Linked DNA regions of Mus musculus: all the other regions are linked to region 1. The links are chromatin loops, found by intact Hi-C in ENCODE. Cell type or tissue: gastrocnemius. All regions are shown on one strand.

What was found. Peaks named below come from ENCODE experiments on the same cell type or tissue, not always from the same donor. Only the 100,000 strongest peaks of a DNase experiment are listed, where the experiment ranks them.
Region 2: it touches region 1 in a loop (3-fold over the local background); 13 of 42 quality-filtered maps call a loop at or near these places.
Region 3: it touches region 1 in a loop (8-fold over the local background); 3 of 42 quality-filtered maps call a loop at or near these places.

What each region holds. Positions count from the first base shown.
Region 1 is chr8:125,011,920-125,014,419 of GRCm38, forward strand. Tsnax (translin-associated factor X) reads left to right here and starts at 1,122. Exons shown (of 6, transcript NM_016909.3): 1 at 1,122-1,293; 2 at 1,591-1,695. The coding sequence starts at 1,278. In gastrocnemius, a CTCF peak has its summit at 1,062; a DNase peak (open chromatin) is centred at 1,036; H3K4me3 peaks cover 1,780 bases; H3K27ac peaks cover 1,491 bases.
Region 2 is chr8:124,895,452-124,897,951 of GRCm38, forward strand. Exoc8 (exocyst complex component 8) reads right to left here and starts at 2,254. Exons shown (of 1, transcript NM_198103.2): 1 at 1-2,254. The coding sequence starts at 2,175. The coding sequence ends at 25. It overlaps Sprtn (SprT-like N-terminal domain), which reads left to right and starts at 2,443. Exons shown (of 5, transcript NM_001111141.2): 1 at 2,443-2,500. In gastrocnemius, CTCF peaks have their summits at 1,311 and 1,518; DNase peaks (open chromatin) are centred at 1,417 and 2,350; H3K4me3 peaks cover 2,152 bases; H3K27ac peaks cover 1,924 bases.
Region 3 is chr8:124,862,005-124,864,504 of GRCm38, forward strand. It overlaps 2810004N23Rik (RIKEN cDNA 2810004N23 gene), which reads right to left and starts at 1,025. Exons shown (of 7, transcript NM_025615.2): 1 at 881-1,025. The coding sequence starts at 968. Gnpat (glyceronephosphate O-acyltransferase) reads left to right here and starts at 1,029. Exons shown (of 16, transcript NM_010322.3): 1 at 1,029-1,308. The coding sequence starts at 1,234. In gastrocnemius, a CTCF peak has its summit at 1,155; a DNase peak (open chromatin) is centred at 1,051; H3K4me3 peaks cover 2,304 bases; H3K27ac peaks cover 2,209 bases.

The sequences.
Region 1 (2,500 bases):
CCATCCCTGGGCTAGTGGTCCTGGGTTCTATAAGAAAGCAGGCTTAGCAAGTCAGAGGAAGCAAGCCAGTAAGAAACACCCCTCCATGGCCTCTACATCAGCTCCTGCCTCCAAGTTCCTTCCTGTGTGAGTCCCTGTCCTGATTTCCTTTGGCATGAATAACGATGTGGAAGTATAAGCTGAATAAACCCTTTCCTCCCCAACTTATTGGTCATGTTTTGTGCAGGAATACAAACGCTAAGACAACTGGTGAATGTGGGCTCAGAAGTCACAGAAATTCAAGATGGTTATGTGTCCAACATTCATCCATTGTTGTTCCCCCACAGCCTTTTCATGCAGGACTCTGCCCAAACCATCTAGCTTTTTGCTGATTCAATGGTGACAGCTTATGGCCTGATTTTTGAGCTGGGAGACCCTCCTGTGATGCTGTTGTGGCCTTGACTTCACTGGCTAATTCTACGTATATCATTTCCATAAGTGTGTCTGTTCCTAAGTTAACAAGAACAGACTGTGTGACTAAAATGTCTGTAACATGCACATGGCTGAACTTGACTCAAGATGTTGGGCTTTGTTCAATAAGTAATCTTAATTGAGCATGGTCTCTAATGGGCTGCTGGAAGCCTCAAAGGAATGGTACTAGCTAGGTGAGGTAGCATGTGCTCAAACAACAGCCTTAGGGCTTGACAATGTGACCAAACTTTCCATCTATTCCAAAGCTGCTTCTCTTCGAAGACCTTGCGACACTTCCAGGTGCCACGCACCCAGCACATGCCAAGGGCATGCATGGACGCAGGAGGCTGCTCAGAGAGGCGAGGGGACAGGAGGCCGCTGCCCGCGACAGGACTACACAGCTCAGGTAGGCACTCAACGGCTTGCACCACAACCTGGCACACCGGAAGCATGCGCGACTGAGAGAGAGCGCCGGGTAGGCACTTGGACGTGGGAGAAGCCGGGACACAGACCGGAAGTATGTGCAGCACAGGGAGCGCGCCGGGAGCCCGGCCGGAAACGTGCGCTGCTGCAGGAGCGCGCCCGCCCGCATGCCCGCCCAGGCGGTGTGGGACACGGGCCGGAAGTGTGTGCGGCCGAGGGGACTCCGCGGCGGACGCAGCTCCCGGCTGAGGCTGCGTGAAGGATCCGCTTCCGGCGGCCGCCTACTGCGACCAGGGTGGTGTGCGCTGTCACCCACGGGCTCAGCGCGGCGTCCCGCGACGGCCTTTCGCTGAGCTGGCCCGGCGGCTGCGATCCCTGCGCGTGCAAGCCGAGGCCCCGCGGCCATGAACGGCAAAGAAGGTGCGGGGCCGGCGCGTGGAGGGGAGGGGCTGGCAGGGCCTGGCCCCTGTGCTCGGCTGTCACCGTGCCATCCATCGCACGCCCCCAGGGGACCCTGCGGACCGACCCAGAGCGCAGCCGGGTGCCTGGGGTCTCAAGCCGCGTTTTGTGCGACCCCTGCACCAGTGCACGAGTTTGGGGACCTGTGTGTGGCTGGAGAGGTCGAGCCCTGTGGGTACCGGGGGACGAAGGGGATAGCCTGGGCTGTGCTAGCGCGGCATCGCAAGGGCTCCATCCATCTCTTCTTTTCTGCCTAAGGACCAGGAGGGTTCAGGAAGAGGAAGCATGACACCTTCCCACATAACCAAAGGAGAGAGGGGAAGGATGCCAGTTTGTCTTCGCCGGTGATGCTGGCCTTCAAATGTAAGTTTCCATTAGGAGAATTAGAACCATAACCGTAACAATCGTGTCGCCGTAGTGTTCGGGTGTGGGGTCGGTTAGGGAGCCTTTAGTCCATGCCGATGTAAGGCTTAGTTTTCCTGAATGTTTCGTGTTGGTGCTAGGTCTGCCCAGAAAAAAAAAAAATCTGTATTCTAAACATTCCGATATCAGGATAACTTGACCAAGTTAATAGAACAAGAATACCAGTGTACATGTATGTACGAGATTCACTAATAGTTCCTGTTCTATGCAGAGTGCTACCTCAAAATAAGTCTTGCCAGTCTAGTAACCAATCTAACACACTCTAAATATAAATATATGTGCTAGTAAATGGTAAGTGTGAAGATGATGTTACATACAGAACAGTTGGTAAGAATGTGGCAGATATTTCCATATTATTTAACATTTAATGCTTTTTATGTGGGACTTTTTACTGTTTACTAATGTTAATATAGGCCACCATAGTCAAGGGCTTTGGGATATAGATGTTTGCCACTTTGCATTTGCTAAAAGTAACGCAAAGTAAAAACTGCTTCATATTTAGGAAGAAAGAATTAGGTTGCACCTTGTAAAGAGAAGGGTCCCAGCTAATGTGTGGACAGTTTTGTTTTTGTTTTTGTGTTTTTTTCTTTTTTGTTTTTGTTTTTTTTTTCGAGACAAGGTTTCTCTGTGTAGCCCTGGCTGTCCTAGAACTCACTCTGTAGACCAGGCTGACCTCGAACTCAGAAATCCACCTGCCTCTGCCTCCCAAGTGTTGGGATTAAAGACGTGCGCCACTCCCCCCCCT
Region 2 (2,500 bases), 120 kb before region 1:
CACACAAAGACACAGAGCAGAGCCTCAGACCACAGAAGTCGTGCTCTCGGGATTCACCCGCAGGAGCCGGGATGCGTTCCGGAGGTCCTGCAGCTGCTTGGCGGGCTTCCCCACACCTTCCTCAAACCTCCTCTCCACCACCGGGAGGACAGTTTCATAGAGAAAGGATGCGTTCTGCCTGATGAAGGCCTTCTTCTCGGGGTCCTGCTCACAGCGCAGGCTGTAGTCCACATGCTGCACAGCCACCAGGATGATTTCTACCAGGCTCTCCAGGAGCACCATGTGGAGCTCAGGGAAGTACAGTTTCAATGCCTCCTCCAGGAAGCCCATAGTCTGCTTGGTGAAGGCTACCACCGTGTAGCTCAAGTTCACCCAGCAGTCATCTCCCGTGTACTGCTCAAAGTTACTGACCCCGCAACTTTTCATCTCCTCCTTGAGCTTGCCCAGGGCCTCAGGAGTCATCAGGTTCATGCGGCGCCACATCTCCTCCGAGTTTCGGTGCTTGGTGGCTTCAATGATAATCTCCTTGTAACTGTGCAGGGCGCCCTGGATGTCCTTCACCAGCAGGGCGTGGATGATGAAGGTGAGGTCCAGCCCAATCTCTCCCAGCTGCTGGCAGTGCTCCTTGGCCACCTTCACACACTCAGCAGCGGTGGACAGGCTCTCCTTGCTGTCAAAAACCTGCTTGCTGAAAGCATCCACGAACATGCCCATGGCCGACCTTGCCCAGACCACAAAGGCAGAGTAGCAGCCACTGTCAGTGCCTGCAAAGTCCGTCTCAAACTCTCTCGCGGTCTCTAGGAGGCTGGTAAAGAAGACGTGGCACAGCTTGTGAATGTAGAGCAGCGTGGCGCCCTCAATCCTGAGCTGGCGGATGGCAGTGTGCACGGCTGCGGCCCTGTTCCTCAGAAACAGCTCGCAAGCCTTCGTGCACTGGCCCAGCCGGATCAGCTGAGACACGGCTCTCCGAGTAGCCTTGGGGCCGCCTCTCAGAGAGCGATCCGGGGAGAGCTCAAACACAAGCACCTCGGTGAGCTGTCGCACTCGTTCGTCCACTTTGGCCCTCAGCTCTTTCACAGGAGGTGGGCTGGGCTTATCTTCCAGGTAGTGATTTAATTTGTCCAGCAAGTCCACGGCACCCTCAAAGTCCCTCTGTGCAATACAAACATCCAAGTCTTCCGGCAGCTCTTGGATCCACTCCATGGAAAGGTCAACCTTTTCCTCCTCCGCCTCAGGGGTGGCCAGTTCTTCATCATCCTCGTCCTCAAACGGGTTGCTGCCCTTGGAAGTGACCGGTGGTGGCGCACGCGGGGCTGCTGCCTCCTCCTGCTCCCGCCTCCTCTTGTCGCTGAGGGCCCTCTTGGTTTCCTCCAGCACTTCCAGCCACTCGCGCTTGATCTTGGCATTTTCCGCCTGGAAGATTCGGCTCTCGGGGAACATGAGAAGCTTGAACATGTCTTTCATGGGCGGATTGTCTTTGACGTTGACCACCGCCAGGCGGTCCAGCGGGTAGAGTGCGTTGTAGCGGTACATGCCTCGCCGTTGTGGCAGCCAGGTGGCCACCAGCAGACAGTCGTTCATGAGGAAGCCGTGCACGCGCTGCAGCTGGGCCATGTGGTCCGCATCGTATTCCACCAGGTCCCCGTTGTACACCAGGTACTGACCTGGCGTCTCCAACAGGTCCCTGCAGCCCTCCACCTTCTCCAGCAGCGTGGTGAGCGTTCGCTGCTTGCCCTCCTCGCCCGTCCCGGAACCCTCTCGAGGGACGCCCGCCGGCCCGGGCAGGAAGCCCGCCTGGACCGCCCCGCGCTCCCGCGGCCCCGCGCCGGCCGTGTCCTCACCCGCAGAGGCGCCCGCGGCGGCGGCGGGCAGCAGTGCCAGCGGGATGCTCTCCAGGCTGCTCTTCTGCTCAGTCAGCAGGTGGCTCAGCTGGTACATTTCGCTCTCCAGGTAGGAGATCTCCCGCGCCGTCTCGATGAACTGCCGGTAGTTCTGGTAGACGTTGCGCTTCAGGTTCTGTGCCGTCTCCTCTGCCAGCGCCTGCACCCGCTGCCGGTGCTCCTGCAGGTCGCGGTCGCCGTCCGACTGCTGCGACAGTTGCTTCACGTACAGCCGCGCCTCGAAGCCCCCCGACTCCAGCTGCCTCCGCAGGCGGCTCGCCCCGCTGTCCGACATGGCTGCCACTCGTCTTGCTCCCGCGGCCCGCAGTGGCTGTTACTCGCCGCCTCCGGGCCCCACCCGAGCCCGGTGGAGAAGGCAGCGGAGGAAGCGGGGCGGGAGCAACACCCAAACGCCTGCGCCGGAGCCGAGCGCTGCATTGCGCCTGTGCCAGAGTCGAGCCGCTCGCACTGCGCCTGCGCCCGGGGCGGAGTGCGGACAATGCGCCTGCGCGGAAACGGCAGCGTCTTAAGGCGCGTGCGCGGACGAGCCAGCACGGAAGTCAGAGGAGGGTCCGGCACGGACCAGACTTGACGTGTGTCGCCGGACCTCAGCGGCTGTC
Region 3 (2,500 bases), 150 kb before region 1:
ATAAAAATGAATAGGTAAAGTCCAGGTAGCTGGGAAGTAACTACCGTAATGAATTCCTGCATGTGTGAATATCAACTGTATCTAGGATTTTAAAAATTAGTCTTAAAACTTGTGAAAGTCAGCCAGGTGGTGGTGGTGGCGGCGGCGCACGACTTTAATCCCAGCACTTGGGAGACAGAGGCAGGCGGATTTCTGAGTTCGAGGCCAGCCTGGTCTACAGAGTGAGTTCCAGGACAGCCAGGGCTACACAGAGAAACCCTGTCTTGAAAAACCAAAAAGAAAAAAAAAAAAAAAACCCAAACAAACAAACTTGTGAAAGTCGGAGGCCAAGTGTTGTCGGTGGACACAAAGAACCTAACACAGCGCAGAATGTGACATCAGGCCCTAGACCTTGAGACTCGAGCTCTTAAGGAGGACCTTTATGAAGATGTGTGTACATATATGGGTTGCTCTGACAGTTAATGAGGGAAACACACAAAAATGCATGTACATGTACACCTGGTACGTTCTTCCAAGTTCTCAGCTTGCTTTTGCTTTTTAATCGTGTAAGTGAGCTTGGAATTTTGAGCAACCGCTCCAAAATAAAAACAATACAGCGTTTGTTACGTGTCTGGTTCTAAAAGTCAGGCAATCAACGTGAGCTCTTCTGCCTGCCAGTGCCTGTCCTTCTGCGAGTGGCCTGCCTTTAGTAACCATCTCTGATTTTATTTTCCTGCACAGTGAGAAGGAGAGCAAAAGGTCGGCCAACAAGTGGGGGAGAAGGTCCCGGAGAGGGTAGCGCTTGCGGACATGGCTCCAGGAGACCACGTGGGCCGTGGTCCCGCCGCCTCGGGATGCGTTTCACTGTCTTTGGCCGCCTCCTCCCAGGAGCTACGCTCACCCAGGTCGTAGAGGGTCCGCAGAACGGCGTCCAGGAGTGCCTCCGAACCAGGAGGCTCAACGGAGTCCGAATCGTGCTCCGCCGCCATGGGAATCAGCACGGAGACCCCCCCAGATCCCGCCCAGTGCCCACCACTTCCGCTTCCGGCGCGGCTTCTGCGCGTGCGTCACGGTCCCTGCGCGGCCTCGGGCCTGGTTAAGATGGCGGTGCCCGGGGTCCCGTGCAGTGGCCGTACGGAGTGCCACTGTCCTGGGCAGACGGGAGCCGCCCCGTGCGAAAGAACCGCCCCCAGCGGCTGCACTACAGCCGTGTAGCAGACCAGCCCAGGCCCCGCCAGGGACGGCAGCCGCGCCATGGACGTTCCTAGCTCCTCCAGCTCCCGATTCTCGGTCGGCTCGGCCAGCCCTAGCAGTGTGCTCCTCTATGCGGTAGGCGCCTGGGAGGACCAAGGCCCAGGGCAACGTCGCGGGAAGGACAGTCCCTCCCCGATCCCTATGTCCCCAGCCCACGACCCTTGCTTGTCTTAAAGAGCGGGTCCTAACCCAGTTGGGTACGTGGCTTGGTATCCACGGCAACCATGTGTCTGCGCCTCGGTTAACGCGTCTGCTTTTACAAGTTTGTATCGATGGCGGTCCCTCTGTCCCTTCTCCCCGTCAGGCCGGGAGCCCCCGCACACAACATGAGGGGAGCATTAGAGTTCTGCCTGTTGAGTAGTAATCTTAGTCCTGACCTAGCCCGAGAAGACTTTTGGGTCTCCACCTCCCGCCTTCTCCCCAGCCCTCTACCTTAAGTATTCCTGAGAGAGAAAAATATTCGGCTACAATATGCGCGTAGAGTTTTTTTTTTTAACTCTTACTTGGAACCTCAGGAAATTACTGTCTTCTATTCGTTATGTTTGCACAAGTTTCTGAGTAGGATACCCATTGCCACTGTTTTCTGTCCAACTTACCTTCTACACTACCCCCTTCCGCCCCCCACTTCCTTCCTCTTCTAGTTTTAACTGGTGGTTTGCCCCGTTTGGTTTCCAACAGAGTGTTGGTCACTTACAATATTCACGAGCAATTATCAAGGTGGAGACTTCGTGTGCTTTCACTCCGTGGGTTTGCACAATTACGGGTGGGGTGGGGTGAGAATTTGCTTATTTTTATGTGTATGAGTGTACCTGCATGTGTGTATGTGCACCACGAGGTGTCTGGTGCATCAGAGGCCAGCTCTGGGAATTGAGTTACAGATTGTGAGCTGCCCCAATGTGGTTGCTGAAGGAATGACCCTTAACCCTTGTGCCATCTCTCCATCCTCGGGGGAGAGTTAAAAAAAATCTTAATTAATTATTTTTGAAACAAGATTTTCTTGGTTTGTTCTCTGGCTTTGGCACTAGCTGTGAAGCCCCAGGCTTTCTGGATCTTGCATTCCTCATGCCCTCACCTCCAGAGAGCTAGGATTATAGTCTACACCACCACTCTTGACAAAAGTGCCTTTCAAAGGGTATTTCCATGCTATGCCAGTAGTTAACACCATTTTCTTTTCTTTCCTTTCCTTTCCTTTCCTTTCCTTTCCTTTTCTTTCTTTCTTTTTTTTTTTTTTCTTTTTGGTTTTTTGAGACAGGGTTTCTCTGTGTAG